2 separate regions of the Homo sapiens genome follow, and region 2 is linked to region 1. Evidence: read pairs that join two places in POLR2A ChIA-PET (ENCODE). Cell type or tissue: Caco-2. All regions are shown on one strand. Links, peaks and the distances in the headings refer to the core of each region. The heading gives the core; the rest is flanking DNA.

Region 1 (8,861 bases), core at 598-8,597:
AGGGCTAATATCTAGAATCTACAATGAACTCAAATTGACAAGAAAAAAACAGCCCCATCAAAGAGTGGGTGAAGGACATGAACAGACACTTCTCAAAAGAAGATATTTATGCAGCCAAAAAACACATGAAAAAATGCTCACCATCACTGGCCATCAGAGATATGCAAATCAAAACCACTATGAGATACCATCTCACACCAGTTAGAATGGCAATCATTAAAAAGTCAGGAAACAACAGGTGCTGGAGAGGATGTGGAGAAATAGGAACACTTTTACACTGTTGGTGGGACTGTAAACTTGTTCAACCATTGTGGAAGACAGTGTGGCGATTCCTCAGGGATCTAGAACTAGAAATACCATTTGATCCAGCCATCCCATTACTGGGTATATACCCAAAGGATGATAAATCATGCTGCTATAAAGACACATGCACACCTATGTTTATTGCGGCACTATTCACAATAGCAGAGACTTGGAACCAACCCAAATGTCCAACAATGATAGACTGGATTAAGAAAATGTGGCACATACACACCGTGGAATACTATGCAGCCATAAAAAAGGATGAGTTCATGTCCTTTGTAGGGACGTGGATGAAGCTGGAAACCATCATTCTCAGCAAACTATCTCAAGGACAAAAAACCAAACACCGCATGTTCTCACTCATCGGTGGGAATCGAACAATGAGAACACATGGACACAGGAAGGGGAACATCACACACCGGGGCCTGTTGTGGGGTGGGGGAAGGGGGAGGGATAGCATTAGGAGATATACGTGATGCTAAATGACAAGTTAATGGGTGCAGCACACCAACATGGCACATGTATACATATGTAACAAACCTGCAAGTTGTGCACATGTACCCTAAAACTTAAAGTATAATGATAATATAATTAAAAAAAAATTATAATGATTTAGTGAAATTTACTTCAGTATATCTCTCACCATAAAAAGGTGATCAAAATAGCACAGAGTACACTCTTGCCACTTCTAGTCACCATAGTACTGGAAGTTCAAACCAGAACAATTAGACAAGAAAAAAATAAAAAGCATCCAAATTGGAAAGGAAAAAGTAAAATCATCTCTATCTGTAGACAATTCTAAGGACTTAGAAAACTATTTGAACTATAAAAGAATTCTGTAAAGTTGCAAGTTACAAAGTCAACATACAAAACTCAGTTCTATTTCTATACACAAACCACGAATTGCATACAAAATTAACTGAAAAATCAATTCTATTCACAGTAGCAGCAAAAGAATGAAATACACAGGAATAAACTAAAAAAAGAAGTGAAACACTTTTAGACTGAAAATTATAAAACTAATGAAGGAAGTGAAATAAAACACAGATAAATGAAAAGACATCCTGTGTTTATGGATTGGAATAACTAATATTATTAAAATGTGCATACTATCTAAAGTGATCTATAGAGTCAATGCAATCCCAATTAAAATCTTCACAGAAATAGAAAAAAATCTTAAAACTTATATGGAACTACAAAAACCCTGAAAAACAATAGGAATCTTGAACAAAAAGAACAAAGCTGAAGGCATCACACTTCCTGATTTCAAAATATATTATAAACTGATAGTAATCCAAACAGCATAGTACTGGCATAAAAACAGACATAGACCAGTGAAATAGAATGGAGGGACCAGAACTAAATCTACACATTATAGTCAACTGATCTTCAATAATGGTGCCGAGAACACACAATAGGGAAAGGATCACATCTTTAATAAACAGTGTTGGGAAAATTGGATATCCACAGGTAGAAGAATGAAATTGGACCCTTATCTCATATCATATACAAAATGAACTGAAAATGGATTAGTGAGTTAAGTGTAAGACCTGAAACCACAGAACTACTGCAAGGAAACATAGTGAAAAAGCTTCTTGACATTGGTCTGGGCAATGATTTTTTGGATATTACACCAAAAGCACAAGCAACAGAAGTAAAAATAGACAAGTAGGATTGCATCAAACTAAAAGTTTCTTCACAGCAAAGAAAAAAACCAATAGAGTGAAAAGACAATCTAGAGCATAGGAGAAAATATTTGCAAACTATATATCTGATAACTGGTTAATTTCCAAAATATATAAAGAATAACTCTTACAAATCAATAGCAAGAAAACAAACATCCTGATTTAAAAAATGGGAAGGACTTGAACAGATGTTTCTCAAAGAGAAGACAATAAAATGGCCAATGGCTATGTAAAAAGATGCTCAACATCACTAGTCATCAGGGAAATGCAAATCAAAACCATATGGTAACACCCCACACCTGTTAGAGGGGCTACTATCAAAAAGACAAAGTATAACAAGTGTTGGCAAGGACGTGGAGAAAAGGGAGCCCTTGTACACCATTGGTGAGAATGTAAATTGGCATAGCCATTATGAAAAATAGTATGGAGGGTCCTTAAAAAAATTAAAGATAGAATTACCATATGATCCAGCCATTTCACTTCTGGGTATAAATCCAAAGGAACTGAAATCAGTATCTTGAAGAGATATTTGCACTCCCATATTCTTTGCAGCATTATTCGCAATAGCAGAGAAATGGAAACAACTTAAATGTCGCTGAGAGATGAATGGATAAATAAAATGTGGTCTATATTATATACAATGGAATATTCTTGAGCCTTAGAAAAGAAGAAAAGCTGCCATTTACAATAATATGGAGTAACCTGGAGGACATTATGCTAAGTGAAATAATCTGGACACAGAAAGGCAAATACTGCATGGTTTCATTTATATCTGATATCTAAAATAGTCAAACTCACAGAAGCAGAGTAGAATGGTGGTTGCCAGGGGATCGGGGGAGGGAGAAATGGAGAGATGTTGATTGAAGGTTATAAAGTTTTAGTTTTGCAAGATGAATAAGTACTGGAGATCTAATGCACAGCAATGTGACTATAGTTAAAAATACTGTATTATACACCTGAACTTCCAAGACAGTAGATGTTTTTCAGCCCCTCACTCCCAACACACACACCAAAGTAACTATATGAGGGAATGGATATGTTAATTAGCTTGATTATGGTGATTGTTTCATAATGTATATAAAAATATCAAGTTGTATACTTCAGCTATATACAATTTTAAGGCAATAAAAAATGCAGAGTAAAATTGACAACACTCAAACAGTGTGGTAAAATTATTTGGGACCTATTTTTGAATTTTTAGGTATATTTTATCAGCATCTAATATGAGGTCCTGTTCATCACAAGTACTTTGCTAATTGGCATGCCTAGTTTACTTCTTTTTCTTTAAGTCAAGTTTTCATTTTATCTTATTTGGAAAACTAGTAAAAAATTAACTAGTCGGGACCCATAGCCAACCTGGAAAGGAAGAGCTAAAAACTGGCTGATCTTTAACATTTAATCAATAAGTAACTCTCTTATTTCTGCTTGTACATAATGTAGATATTTGTTTGGGACTGCTATTTACTAGTTAGTCACATTATAGTCATCTAATAAATTCCATTGAATTAAATTAAATTATTTTGAAAGTGAACTTAAAAATTTTGACAGTGATTCATAATTTGGAGGATTCTGATCAGCTTAAAAGTACAAGATAAGTATTTGACAAAGAAGTCATTTCCTATTTTGTCCGTTAAAAAAATTCATATTCCATTTCAAAGGGCTCACCTAGAGTGATAGTTAATTTCCCATTGATAAAATAAGTGGTCACTATCAAAATCTTTCATTTACTCTTAACAGAAAGTAAACCCATTTCCAATCTGCATGAGTTGTTCTGAAACTAAGCATGATTTCCACTAATAAATTATGAGAAATACAACAAGTTATGAATGATGACCAAAAGATACAGATGCTAAATGTTTAGTTAAAAAAAAGCAATCTTGTAAAGAAAAAAATCCAAGTTCTTGAAAAATGTTAAAATAAGTGCAGAGCTTTAGTTCTTAAGCTGGGAGCAGTCATATTAATTAGTTATAAAAATTAGCAATTGAAATAAAATGCAGCACATCAATAGAAAAGGCCGCTTGAGAATTGTGAGTCGAAATTATTCTACTGTTTTAGGTCAGAAATTTTATGACATACTATAAAATAAGGAAATTTCCAAATTCTGTATGTAGAATGAAACTTTTTTGAAGTTCTGGGAAACTGATTTGCAAATCACTTTCATGTATGTTGTTTACTTGTGTATGTTAAGCCTAAACCTAGGCAGTGCAGCCTAGTAGTGAAGAGGAAGCTACTGGAGCCTGACTGATTAGATCCAAATGCTTGCATTCTCATTTATCAGCTACAGGACCTCCAAGACCTTGGGAAATTACTTAACCTCTTCAAGCTTTGGCTTCGTCATTTCTAAAATGGGGATAACAGTCCTACTTCACAGGATTTTAGTCAGGATTAGATGTCATAATGCATCTAAAAATTTCTACTTATTATTATTACTGCTAGCTATAGGAGAGAATGCTCTGGCTTAATCCAAATAACTTTCTATTCATTTTAACATATAGTTGGTGTCTTGAGAATGTTCTTTCCTGCCTAAATTATTTAATCTTTATGTCCATGTTCTTCCTAAAGGCCTCTGAGTCAGCTGTGGGCTGTGTGTGTGTTTGGTGTGATTAAGATTAGAAAATGGAAAATATATTGTGGATCCCTCTACTTAAGATGGCTGACTAGGCCAGGGGCGGTGGCTCGTGCCAATCCCAGCAGCACTTTAGGAGGACCGACGGGACAAGTGCTTGATCCCAGGAGTTCGAGAGTAGCCTGGGCAACAAAAGGAAACGCCATCTCTACAAGAAATTAAAAAAAAAAAAGCCAGGCCTGGTGTTGCGTGCCTGCCGTCCTAGCTACTCCCGAGGCTGAGGCGGGAGGATCACTTGAGCTCGGGAGGTTGAGGCTGCAGTAACTCGAGATCTCGCCACTGCACTCCAGCTTCTGCGACAGAGCGAGACCGTGTCAAAAAAAAAAAAAAAAAAAAAGGCTGACTAGAAACAGCTAGTGTGCGCCACTCTCACAAACAGAAGAAAGTGGTAAGTAGACACTACCTCTTTTTTTTTTGTTGTTTGTTTTTGAGACGGAGTCTCGCTCTGTCGCCTAGACTGGAGTGCAGTGGCGCAATCTCGGCTCACTGCAAGCTCCGCCTCCCGGGTTCACGCCACTCTCCTGCCTCGGCCTCCGGAGTAGCTGGGACTACAGGCGCCCGCCACCACGCCTGGCTAATTTAGCTCTTTAACTAGATCATCCAGGTGGACACTCTGGGATTCAGCGAGGAAACAACACAACCCACGGAGAACAAAGACGAGTAAGACAGGAGAGCCTCCCACCAGGAGTGGTACGGAGCCAGGAGAGGCCCCCAACATGGGGAAATGGTGAGTGAGTCAGAGTGCCTGGGGACCCACACTTCTGCCAGGGGACTTTTGCAACACTGGGCTCAGGAGAACACCCATGACCTCTCCCAACCGGGGCCTGCAGACTGACAGGGAGAGCTAGGTGGAGTCTGGGTGGAGCCGCCACTCAGGCACATGCAGAGTGCTGGTGGCCTTGGATCCCAGGGCAACCCAACACCAGCGGCTGCAGTTCCGGCAACAGGGAAGGTCAGGCTCCTTCCCACACCACCAAGATAGAGACCACACCCACGGGGCTGTGCAGTGGACAAACTGCAGGGCTCACCTGCACTGCACCTCCTCAGACAAGGTCCACTGGCCTGGGACCTTAGCGTAGCCACCCAGCGCCAGCTGATCTCTCAGGCCACTAGCTGCTCTGCGCTTCCCTGGGACGGAGCTCCCAGAGGTAGCAGGCAGGCCGCCATTTTCGCTGCTCCACAGCAGTCCCTCCTGTTGCCCTCAGGCTCTGGAGGGAGCACCGTGATTACGCACTCACAGGGACCCCCAGTACAGCACAGCTGCCTTACAGTAAAGCGGCCAGATTGTTTTCCACATGGGTCCCCAGCCCAGCGCCTTCTCACTGGGCAGGGCCTCTTGACCTGGAATCCCAGCCACCCCTTGCTTGGACCATTGGGCTGGTAACAGTTCTGCACTTCCCTGAGATGGAGCTCCCAGAAGTAGCAGGTGGGTCGCCATTTTCGCTACTCCACAGCCCTTGCTCCTGTTGCCCTCAGGCTGAGGAGTGCAGTGATTAGGGACTCACGCGGGGCTCCAGCACAGTGCAGCTGCCTTACGGAAAAGGAGCCAGACAGTTTTCCATGCGGGTCCCTGCCCCTGCTACTCCTCACTGCGCAGGATCTCTTGACTTGGGACCCCAGCACAGCCACCCTGCCCCTGCTTGAACACTTCCGTTGGTGGCAGCTCTGCGTTTCTCTGGGGAGGAAATCCCAGACATGATCCACAGTCCCTCGGTCACTGAAGCTGCAGTGGTATTGCCCTTATTGCCCTCAGGCTGGGGAAGAAACAAAGGACCTGGTTGCCTCGCTGGAACCTCCAGCATGCTGCAGCCACCATACAGAGAGGAGCCCAGTCTCTCTTCTCTGTGAGCCCCTATCTCCCACCCTTCACCAGGCAGGGCCCCCCAGCTCGGGACCACAGAGCAGCTACCTCACCCCCAGCTGAGCATTTCCACTGGTAGTGGCTCTGTGTTTCCCTGGGGTGGAGCTCCCTGAGGCAACCGACAGCCCCGACAGCCCCATTGCCACTGCAGTGGTTCTGCCCTTGCTGCCCTAGGACTGAGGAAGGAACAAAGGGCCTGAGGGATTTACTTGTGGCACCAGCATGTCAAAGTCACCATATGGAGGGGATCCCAGTCTGCGCTCCCTGTGAACCCCCAACTGCCTGCTCTTCACCAGTTGCCCCCTACCTTGGGCCAGCTGCACAGACACCCCACCCCCTGACTGAACATTCCCATTGGCAGCAGCTCTGCATTTCTCTGAAGTGGAGCTCCCAGAGGCAACTGAAAGCCCCTCTGCCACTGCCACTGCAGTGGTACTGCCACTGCAGTGGTACTGCTCCTGCTGCCCTTGGACTGAGGAAGGAACAAAGACTCTAACTGCTTTACCTACACCTCCAGCAAGCTACAGCTGCCCTAAGGAGAAGCCAGTCCACCTCCCTTATGAGCCGCCTGCACCCTCCTGCTCATCACCAGGGAGGGCCTCCAGGCTTGGGCCCACAACATGGCTGCCCCACCCCGGACTGATTGCACCAATTGGTAGTGGCTCTGCATTTCTTTGGGATGGAACCCCAAGACACAAGTGAAAGGCCCTCTGCCACACCACTGCCAAGGTCCCTTCCCCCGCTGCCTCCAAGCTGGGGAGGGAACGTAAAACCTGAGCTGGCTCGAGGGCTGCAGTGTGCAGCCCAGGAGTGCCAAGCCAAGATCTGCAGCCAGCACTTGAGGGGAAGAGGAGCCCGCACTCTAAGAGCACTGAGAGAAAGCACAGCTGCAAACATGAGGAGATGCAGAAGAGCCATGTGACTGAGCAAGAGCCTACCTACTGGCCATTACGTTAACCGCCATCTACCCGATCGCAGTCTAAAGTTCAACACCAAAAATACTTTGCTAATACAACCCCTCATGAAACCAAGGACAAGAATTCAGCTAAAAATAAAGACCCTGCACAAAACTTTGGCATGCTGAAAACATTCAGAAATGAAGTCAGCTGATTATATTTTCAAATTACACTACAGTTAAGGAACATCAGCTCACACAGATGAGAAAGAATCAGTGCAAGAACTCTGGAAACTCAAGCCTAGAGTGTCTTTTTTCCTTCAAATGACTGCACTGGTTCCCTAGCAAGGGTTCTTAACCAGGTTGAAATGGCTAGAATGACGGACATAGAATTCAGAATATGGATAGGAATGAAGATCATTGAAATTCAGGGGAAAGTCAAAACTCAATCCAAGGAATGTAAGGATTACAATAAAATGATACAGGAGCTGAAAGACAAAATGGCCATTATAAGAAAGAACTGATCTGATAGAGGTGAGAAACACACTACAAGAATTTCATAATGCAATCACAAGTATTTATAGCAGAATAGACCAAGCTGAGGAAAGAATCTCAGCACTCAGACTGGGTCTTCAATTTAACTCAGTCAGACAGAAATAAAGAAAAAAGAGTAAAAAAAAATGAACAAAACCTCCAAGAAATATGAGATTATGTGAAGAGACCCAACCTGTAATCACCCAACAGTTTCACCTTGTCTGCTGCCTAAACAGCTGATTTATCAAGACAAGGGAATTGCAATAAAGAGTCATTCATGCAGAGCCGGCTGTGCGGGAGACCAGAGCTTTATTATTACTCAAATCAGTCTCCCTGAGAATTTGGGGATTGGAGTTTTTAAGGATAATTTGGTGGGTGGGGGTGGGGCCAGTGAATCAGGAGTTCTGATTGGTCAGGTTGGAGATGAAATCATAGGGAGGTAAAGCTGTCCTCTAGTGCTGAGTCAGTTCCTGAGTCAGACCAGATGGTCCAGTTTATTGATCTAGGTGGAGCCAGCTGATCCATCTAGTACAGGGTCTGCAAAATATCTCAAGCACTGATCTTAGGTTTTATAATAGTGGTGTTATCCCCAGGAGCAATTTGGGGAGGTTTAGAATCTTGCAGCCTCCAGCTGCATGACTCCTAAACCATAATTTCTAATCATGTGGCTTATTTGTTAGTCCTACAAAGACAGTCTATTCCCCAGGTAGGAAGGGGGTTTGTTTGGGGAAAGAGCTTTATCATCTTTGTTTCAAAGCTGAACTATAAACTAAGTTCCTCTCAAAGTTAGTTTGGCCTATGCCTAGAAATGAACAAGGACAGCTTGGAGGTTAGAGGCAAGATGGATTCGGTTAGGTCAAATCTCTTTCACTGTCTCAGTTATAATTTTGCAATGACCATTTCAAACTTATGACTCATTGGTGTCCCTGAAAGAGAGGGAGAAAAAATATGCAACTC
Region 2 (8,861 bases), core at 556-8,555, 65 kb before region 1:
TATCATTGTTAGGTTTTGGTATCACAATTATGCTAGCCATAAGAGATGAGTTGGACAGTATTTTCTATTTTTCTATTCTCTGGAAGAGGTTGTATATAATGGGGATTATTAATTCTTTGGGCGTTTGTTAAAACTCACCAGTAAAATCATCTGGACTTGGAGTTTTCTTTGTGGGCACACTTTGACTACTGATTTAATTTCTATAATGTTTGTAGGATTCAATATTTTCTATTTCTTCTGATATCAGTTTTATATATGATATTCCTCTAGGTTTTTATAAAATTTCATCCAAATTTTAAAATTTATTGACAAAATCTGTCAATAATTTGCTCTTATTATTTGTTTAATGTGTGTAGCATCAATAGTGGTTCCCTTTTTTACCTCTGATATTTGTTATTCATTCCTTCTTTATTTTTTCCTGATCAGTTTCACCAAAGGTTTGTCAATTTTGTTAGTTTTTCTCAAAGAAAGACCTTTTGACTTTATTGGCTTTTTTCCATTTTTTTTATTTAATATCTATCTACTCTCTCATTATTTATTTCCTTCTACTTTCTTCAATTTTCTTTTTCTTTTTCTAATTTCTAGAGACAAATGCTTAGCTTACTAATTTTTAGTCCTTATAATTTCCTGACATATTCAGTTTAAGTTATATGTTTCCCTCTAAGTATTGTTTTAGTTGTATCTTAAAGTTCTGGTATTCAAGTTTGTACATTATCATTCAATTTAAATTATTTTCTAATTTCTCTCATTATTTGTTTTCTTTGGCCCCTTTCATAATTTCTCAAAAAATGGCAAATTTTGTAGTTATCTTTCCAAAATGTATAGTGGGCATAGAACAACATTCTTTGTATGATTTTAGTCCTTTGAAATTTGTTAAGATTTGCTTTATGGTCCAGTATATGGGCAATTTTTGTAAATATTTCTTGTGTACATTCCACAGTTGGATTCAGTGTTCCGTGTATGTCTGGTACATCTAGTAAGTCAGTTTGTTAATTGTGTTGTTCAAATCATTTGTCCTTATTTTTCTATGTTTGTTTTACATAAATTGGGGAAGAAATGTCATCTTTTTAATGTTAATGTTAAATGTCTTTTTTTGTTGTTTTGAGATGGAGTCTTGCTCTGTCACCCAGGATGGAATGCAGTGTGGTGATCTCAGCTCACTGCAACCTCCGCCTCCCAGGTTCAAGCAATTCTCCTGCCTCAGTCTCCTGAGTAGCTGGGACTACAGACATGCGCCACCATGCCTGGCTAATTTTTGTATTTTTAGTGGAGATGGGGTTTCACCATGTTAGCCAGGCTGGTCTTGAACTTCTGACCTTAAGTGACCCACCTGCCTTGGCCTCCCAAAGTGCTGGGATTATAGGTGTGAGCCACCATGCCCAGCCAATGTTAAATGTCTTAATATTGATAGTAAATGTTCTATCATTTACTGAGAGAGGTATGCTAAATCTCCTAGTATGATTGTGAATTCCTTTATTTATCCTTGTAGATCAGTTTTTGCTTCACATATTTTGAGGCCATGTTAGGTATGTACAAATTTAAAATTTTGTCTTCTTGGTGAATTGAAATTTTATCATTAGGAAGCCTCTTTATTTAGAATACATTTATTTATTTATTTATTTATTTTAAGATGGAGTTTTGCCCTCGTCACCCAGGCTGGAATGCAATGGCGTGATCTCTGCTCACTGTAACCTCTGCCTTTTGGGTTCAAGCAATTCTCCTGCCTTAGCCTCCCAAGTAGCTGGGATTACAGGCACCCACCACTACACCCAGCTAATGTTTTGTATTTTTAGTAGAGAGGGGGTTTTGCCATGTTGACCAGGCTGGTCTTGAACTCTTGACCTCAGGTGATCCACGTGCCTCGGCCTCCCAAAGTGCTGAGATTGCAGGCATGAGCCACAGTGCCAGACACTTTTTTCCCTTAAAGTTGATTTTGTGTGATATTAACATAAGTGCACACAGCTTTTTTATGGTTATTATTTGCATGGTTTATGATTTTTGCATCTTTTAACTTTCAATTTCTCAATGTCCTTTTAAAATCCAGGTTAAAAATCTTTGTTTCTAACACTGGAACATCTAGTCTATTTACATTGAAGGTAACCATTGATATATTTTTATTTAATTATGTTATTTTATTTTATTTATTTCTGTTTGACATACCTGGTCTACATTTTTTTCTTTGTTTGCTTTTTTTCCAGATTGACTGGCAATATTTTTTAAAATTATTAGCTTTGTAGTTATATACTCCAGTTTTATTCTATTAGTAATTACACTATACATTCTAACATGCCTAATTTACTTATCAAAATCTAAAGTTAATAGAAACTTTGCCCTTCTTCCAGATAATACAGGTAATTTATTAATAGTATTTCATTTCCCCTATGGCTGACTTTATTTTTTCCTCCATTTTAACTTTTTGAGTAACTTCAACATCATTACTCCACAGAATCATTGAAATGGATAGGCAATTTATTACTAGGAAGACAAGATAAATTTAACATTGTTAGATACAATTTCCAAACCAGTTTTAACTGGAAATTCAAAATTTACTTATGTGTGTCTTCCATTGAGTTTTGGAGCTGCTAAGGAACATGGAAATCCGTGTATAAGTTCTTATATTTAGACTTCTAGAGATTTTAAATATAAATATGTATTTTAAGAATAGATTTTTTACTTTAGCATAAATTTGGCCCACTTATTCTGTGTAGCACTTGGTGGTTGTTTTTAATCTGAAGGCTACTGTATTTCTTCTATTTTGGAAAAGTTTATGCCATTTCCTCAATGCTATTTATTGGTGCTCCCATTATATATATGTTGGAGATGCCCAATGGATCTTCCATATTTTTTATAATGTGTTTGCACCTCTTTATTCCACCATAATGGGTTCTGGGTAAATTCCTAGTACTCTTTCAATATATCAATTCTGGATTCCATTATCTCAATTATTAAGGTTTTTGAAAACTTAAACTCTAATTTTTAATTTCCAGGATTTCTAACTGTATCAGTTTGTTCTTAACATTGCTATAAAGAAATACCTGAGACTGGGGAATTTATAAAGAAAGAAGGTTTAATTGGCTCACGGTTCTCCAGGCTGTGTAGGAAGCATGGCAGCATCTGCTTCTGGGAGCCCTCAGGGAGCTTTTACTCATGGTGGAAGACAAAGTGGGAGCAGGTGCATCTCACATGGCAGGAACAGGAACATGAGAGAGAGAGGAGGTGGGGGGAGGTGTCACACACTTATAAACAAGCAGATCTCATGAGAACTCACTCACCATCATGAGGACAGTACCAAAGGGGATGGTACTGAATCATTCATGAGAAACTACCCCCGTGATCTAATCAGTTCTCACCAGGCCCCACCTCCAACACTAGGGATTACAATTCACCATGAAATTTGATGTGGATGCAGACTCAAACTAAATCAATAACTTTTTTTTTCTTTTTTTTTTTTTTTTGAAATGGAGTCTTGCTCTGTCGCCCAGGCTGTAGTGCAGTGGCCCGATCTTAGCTCATTGCAACCTCTGCCTCCCGGGTTCGAGCCATTCTTCTGCCTTAGCCTCCTGAGTAGCTGGAACTACAGGCACATGCCACCATGCCTGGCTAATTTTTGTATTTTTAGTAGAGATGGAGTTTCACCATATTGGCCAGGCTGGTCTCAAACTCCTGACCTTGTGATCCACCAGGCTCAGCCTCCCAAAGTGCTGGGATTACAGGCATGAGCCACTGCGCCCGGCCAATAATTTTTTAAAAAGGCAATTTTATTGGAAAAGTTTCAGGTTCACTGCAACATTAAGAGGAAGGTACAGAAATATAGCTTTTTCCAACTTCCTTTCCATTCTCTCTCTCTCTCTCTCTTTTTTTTTTTGGATAGAATCTCGCTCTGTCATGCAGGTTGGAGTGCAGTAGTGTGATTGTGGCTCACTGCAACCTCCTCTTCCTGGGTTCAGGTGATTCTCTTGCCTCAGCCTCCTGAGTAGCTGGGATTACAGGCTTGTGCCACCACACCTGGCTAATTTTTGTATTTTTAGTAGAGACGGGGTTTCACCATGTTGTCCAGGCTGGTCTGAAACTCCTGACCTCAGGCGATCCGCCCACCTTGGCCTCCTAAAGTGCTGGGATCCACTCTTGTCTCTTATTTCAAGCAGTGTGACTGGATTTGGTCTTCTACCTCACATAGGATGCTTACAGTCTTGATTTCCCTTAAGGATGTAAATTCCTGTCTGCCTTTGCCTACTGCATCCACCAATGTATTGCTTTGTGTTTCTGTTACAATTCTCTTCTGTTAGATCCTAAATTTCATAAGAGCAGGAACTTTATTCTGTTCAGCTCAAAATCCTTTGTATAGAACAATGTCTATCACATTGTTGCTAAATAAAAACTTGTTAAGTAAATGAATGAATGAATATTTGGTTTCTGACCCACAGAAATGTTTGTCTTTTTGTAAGCTTGGCTACAATTTTTTTTCAAATTTCTATTTTATCTTTCATTGCTATAAACTTATTTGGGGTGGGGAGTGGCCCAAAACATGAATTTATGACATTATCTCGATCTGAAGTTGTGGCTGAATATATATATTAATACAGTTAGCTTTTTGCCTAATAGGAATGGATCACATGTGCTGCATTATCAGTCTTTGTTATATCTCACACAATCTTCAAATGCTTAAAGTTTTAATAATTTGAGCTTCACAAACTCAAAGTACATCTTGATTTAATTTTTCTCCATACTCTAATGGTGAATAGCATTAGAATTTTCATATGATATTTAACTTGATGGAAGCCTTTCAAAAATAGTCATCAAACATAGCTTGTCTAATTAGCCTTTTTCTGTATGATTGTAATTGTGAAAGGGCAGAAAGTACTGCAGGATATATTATGCCCAGAGAATTAATTAGAAGCATACCCCAAAGAAGATTTGGCATATGTGTTAGTTTTCTCTTGCTGCCATAACAAATTGCCACCAATTTAACAGCTTAAAACAATATCCATTTGTTTTCTCACAGATCTGTAGAACAGAAGTCTGGCATGGCATGGCGTGGCATGGATTCTTTGCTCAGAATCTCACAAAGCCAAAATCAAGGTGTTGGTAGGGCTGCATTCCTTTTTGGCGGCTATTGGGAAGAATCTGTATCCAAGCTGTATCCAAGGTATTAATCATGCCTTTTTATTTCTGTATTTTTGATGCTTTGACAACTGGGACTTTACTGGCGCTCCCGTGCCTGTACCTTCTAGGGCTAGCCAATTCCTAGAGATAGTAAATGACTTGCCTTTGAGTGTACCTTTCATATGCAGATTAGCAAACTCAGAGCCCATACCCTAACCACCTCATTTATCAGACTCACACTCAGGACCTCTTTCCACTTGCACAATTATCCCAGGGCCCAGGTACCAGGCACGTGGGGAAAACCTCTATTCTCCAGAACCCAATGTAATTTTTCTAACTAGCCAGTTCTAAACCTTCATACTCTGCCTCACCCATTTCTTCCTATGGAAACCACAATTAGGATTCTTGTGTCCTGACCAACCCTGGTGCTTCCCTGTGTGGTGTGGCGTGCCCCCTCCTTTTGGCAGCTGTAACAAACTGTCTTTTTAATGACAACTGTCTTCTGATCTTTTGGCCCACCATACCTGAATAATAATAGGACTTACATTTTAAAGCACAAACTTATTCAGGTTGTTGTCAGAATTCAGTTCCTATACTCATGCCTCCTACATGGCCCCCTTCACCTTCGAGCCCACAACAGCACATTACATCTTTCTCATACTTTCAATTCCTTTGACTCCCTTTTCTATTGCATCTCTCTGACTTCCTCTCCTGCTTTTAAGGGTAAATGTGATTATTTGGGGTCCCCTTGGATAATCCAGAATAATTTCTCTATTTTAGGGTCAGGCGATTAGAAACCTTCATTAGATCATTAACATCCTTTTACCATGTAATGAACCATAACCATAGAAGTAATCCCAGGGGCAAAGATTAAAATGCATGCCAAAATTCTGCATACCACAACATTTTAGATGTTAAATAAGAAAAGAAAAGCTGGCTTCAAAATTTGGGAAGATATTATTAGAAGTTGTAATTTTTTTTATCTGTTCACATTACTGGCTGCAGGCTTTATTTATTTATTTATTTATTTATTTATTTATTTATTTATTTAAGAGACAGTGTCTCACTGCATTGCCCAGGCGAGTCTCGAACTCCTGGGCACAAGCAATACTCTGAGTAGCTGGGACTACATATGTGTGCCATTGTGGCTGGCTTACTGGCTACAGTCTTTGAGTTTCTGTGTTAAAAATTTCTATATTAAGATGGCTTTAGAATGGTATGATGAAATAATTACTCTTTGAGAAATGGACCAGTTAAGTATGAGTCTAATTTTGCTTCTATTACGCATAAGGGCAAGATATTAAGCTTGCTTGACACTTAGACTGTGTTCTCCTCTATTTGAAATTCCTAATATTTCTCCAAGGGGAAAGGTTAGGTGTTTTTGTGTTCTTTCATGCACAATTACCCCCACAGGACTCCTTAATACTCATTGTATTTTTCCATCATAGTAACTTTATATTGACTTCAACTGCTTATATGCTTATTGGGGAAAAAGTTCTGAGGCATAATTATACATTGATAGTTTAAAAAGTCTGACTTACATTGTCTAGTACTTGAACACAATTAAAAATACCTTATTTGCTGCAATTTATACAGGACCAAATAATGCAAATGTAAAACATCTCAAAGACAAACATTTTCCAAGATCATTTTGTCCCATTACCTGGGTGCCTTTTGAAATGTTTGCAAGTGTGTTCTTCTTGTCCTACAAGTGCTTAGTCCCTCACTTCCTCTAACCCTGTCTTCCTATGCCCTTTTCTCTTCCTTTGTCATTTAAAAATTTTTCTTATGTCTGCTCTTTGCTTTTTCCCTTCTCCATTTTATATTTATTTCTCTGTGTGCATGTCCTAATCTTGCTTTATGGATTTCCTCACTATGTGATTTCATCACTCACTTTGTTTATCCTAGTTTTTCAATTTCCTTGGATTGCTGTTTCCTTTTTCTTTTCATTGTGTTTTTTCCAACAAGCATTGTTGCCTCATATCATTTGCTCCTCAAACACAGTATTTTTTTCCAAAACATATCTATGCAATTTTTTGGCAAATAAACCTGTAGTACCCACTGAAGTCTACTGCTAGAAGAGGTAAGAGTAGTAATATTAGTGATAGTAATTGGCAATGTGAAGTTGAGTTTAGATATAGGGTCTTCCTCACCCTATTCCCAGTTACTCAAATTTTAGCTTTAGTTTTCCATCTTCAGAATTTTACGGATTGGAATAACATAATGAGGACAGATAACCATCCGAAGGTTAAGTGTTTTTCAATTTCTTGCCCAAACAGGAGGGCATGGCAGTCTTATGTGTTGGCTCAGGTTCAGAGGCATGCTTCTCATGTTTTTCATGCCTTTGTAAAAGAAGTTCAGAGTTGCTCCAGCCCTAACATCTCATATGCCAAGAGTTCTGAATTTATCCCTGTAGGGTATGCTGTGGTTAGTACACTATGTGCTTAATGAGTCTCTGTTTGGGGATAAAGCTTGACTCTGAGCTCCTTCAAATCTGAACTGTCATTATTTTCTCAATGTAAGTTACATTGACCGTAGCCTTGCCATTTGCTTGGTATGCTGCTCTGCTGCTGCTTTAACTCATGAAAGATGGGTGAAGTTTTCATTTGGCCATGGTAGTTTCAACAAAACCAGAGTTGGCTTTTGCAAAATCATTTTGCTTTTGAGGCCTGGCCTTTGAAAACCATTAGGATCTTTTGCAAGGCTTTTAAGGAAAATATTTTGTGAGAGTCAAGTCCAGTTTTGTTTTGTTTTTAAACTGCCACTATCAGGGGAAATCTGGGCAGAGGAATCAATTCCCCCTGTTTTCAGAGTTTAAACAATGCTGTACAAGATGCAAATGGGTAGCACTTTGCCTGTTAGGATCTTTCCACTACTTTTTCATCTGCTACAATTATTAAACAAACAAACAAACAAAAACCCAACAGCAAGTGATTCAGGTCTCTTTTTTTTCTTTGTTTCTTGGTTATTCAGGGCTTCTCTTCCCTGATATGACACAAGGAGCCTCCCATAAATGCCTGGCCTCAGAGATCCTCTTGCCTCGGTCCTCAATGAGTTATAGAGTATCATACTGTCTATGCTAGGCTTAAGATCAGGATCGCTAACTTGATGTAGAGTTTATATTCAGATTTCCTTTCTCTCTTTCTTCTTTCTTTCTTTCTTTCTTTCTTTCTTTCTTTCTTTCTTTCTCTCTCTCTCTTTCTTTCTTTTCTTTCTTTCTCTTTCTCTCTCTCTCTCTCTCCCCTTCCTTCCTTCCTTTCTCTGTCTCTCTCTCTGTCTCTGTCTCTCTCTCTCTCTCCCTTTCACCCTTTCTTCCTTTCTTCCTTTCTTCTCACTCTGTCACCCAGGCTGGAGTGCAGTAGCATGATCACAGTTCACTACCGCCTTGACCTCCTGGGTTCAATTGATCCACCTGCCTCACCCCCTGAGTAGCTTGGACTACAGGCATGCAGCACTACGCCTGGCTAATTTTTATATATTTTTTGTAGAATAGGGTTACGCCATGTTGCCCAGGCTGGTCTTAAACTCCTGGGGTCAAGCAACCTGCCTGCCTCAGCCTCCCAAAGTGCAGGGATTACAGGCATAAGCCACCATGCCCAGCCTCCCTTCATACTCTAAAACTTACAATACATTGAGGTACTAAAGATTTACACACACACACACATCTTCCACAGTGTGAAAAGAAAAAAAAATGTAACAGGAAAGATTTAAGCCCAAAATAAAGTAGAATTTATTTTCTTTCTTTTTCTTTAATTCCT

The links. Peaks named below come from ENCODE experiments on the same cell type or tissue, not always from the same donor. Only the 100,000 strongest peaks of a DNase experiment are listed, where the experiment ranks them.
Region 2: POLR2A ChIA-PET joins it to region 1 with 18 read pairs; 3 of 35 experiments call an interaction of 5 or more read pairs at or near these places.

What each region holds. Positions count from the first base shown.
Region 1 is chr2:55,819,252-55,828,112 of GRCh38, forward strand. It overlaps LOC112268416 (a long non-coding RNA gene), which reads left to right and starts at 4,907. Exons shown (of 4, transcript XR_002959388.2): 1 at 4,907-5,002; 2 at 5,210-5,341. In Caco-2, for the core only: no CTCF peak of the experiment used is centred there; no DNase peak of the experiment used is centred there.
Region 2 is chr2:55,754,194-55,763,054 of GRCh38, forward strand. It overlaps LOC107985811 (a long non-coding RNA gene), which reads left to right and starts at 5,008. Exons shown (of 3, transcript XR_001739192.2): 1 at 5,008-5,146. In Caco-2, for the core only: no CTCF peak of the experiment used is centred there; no DNase peak of the experiment used is centred there.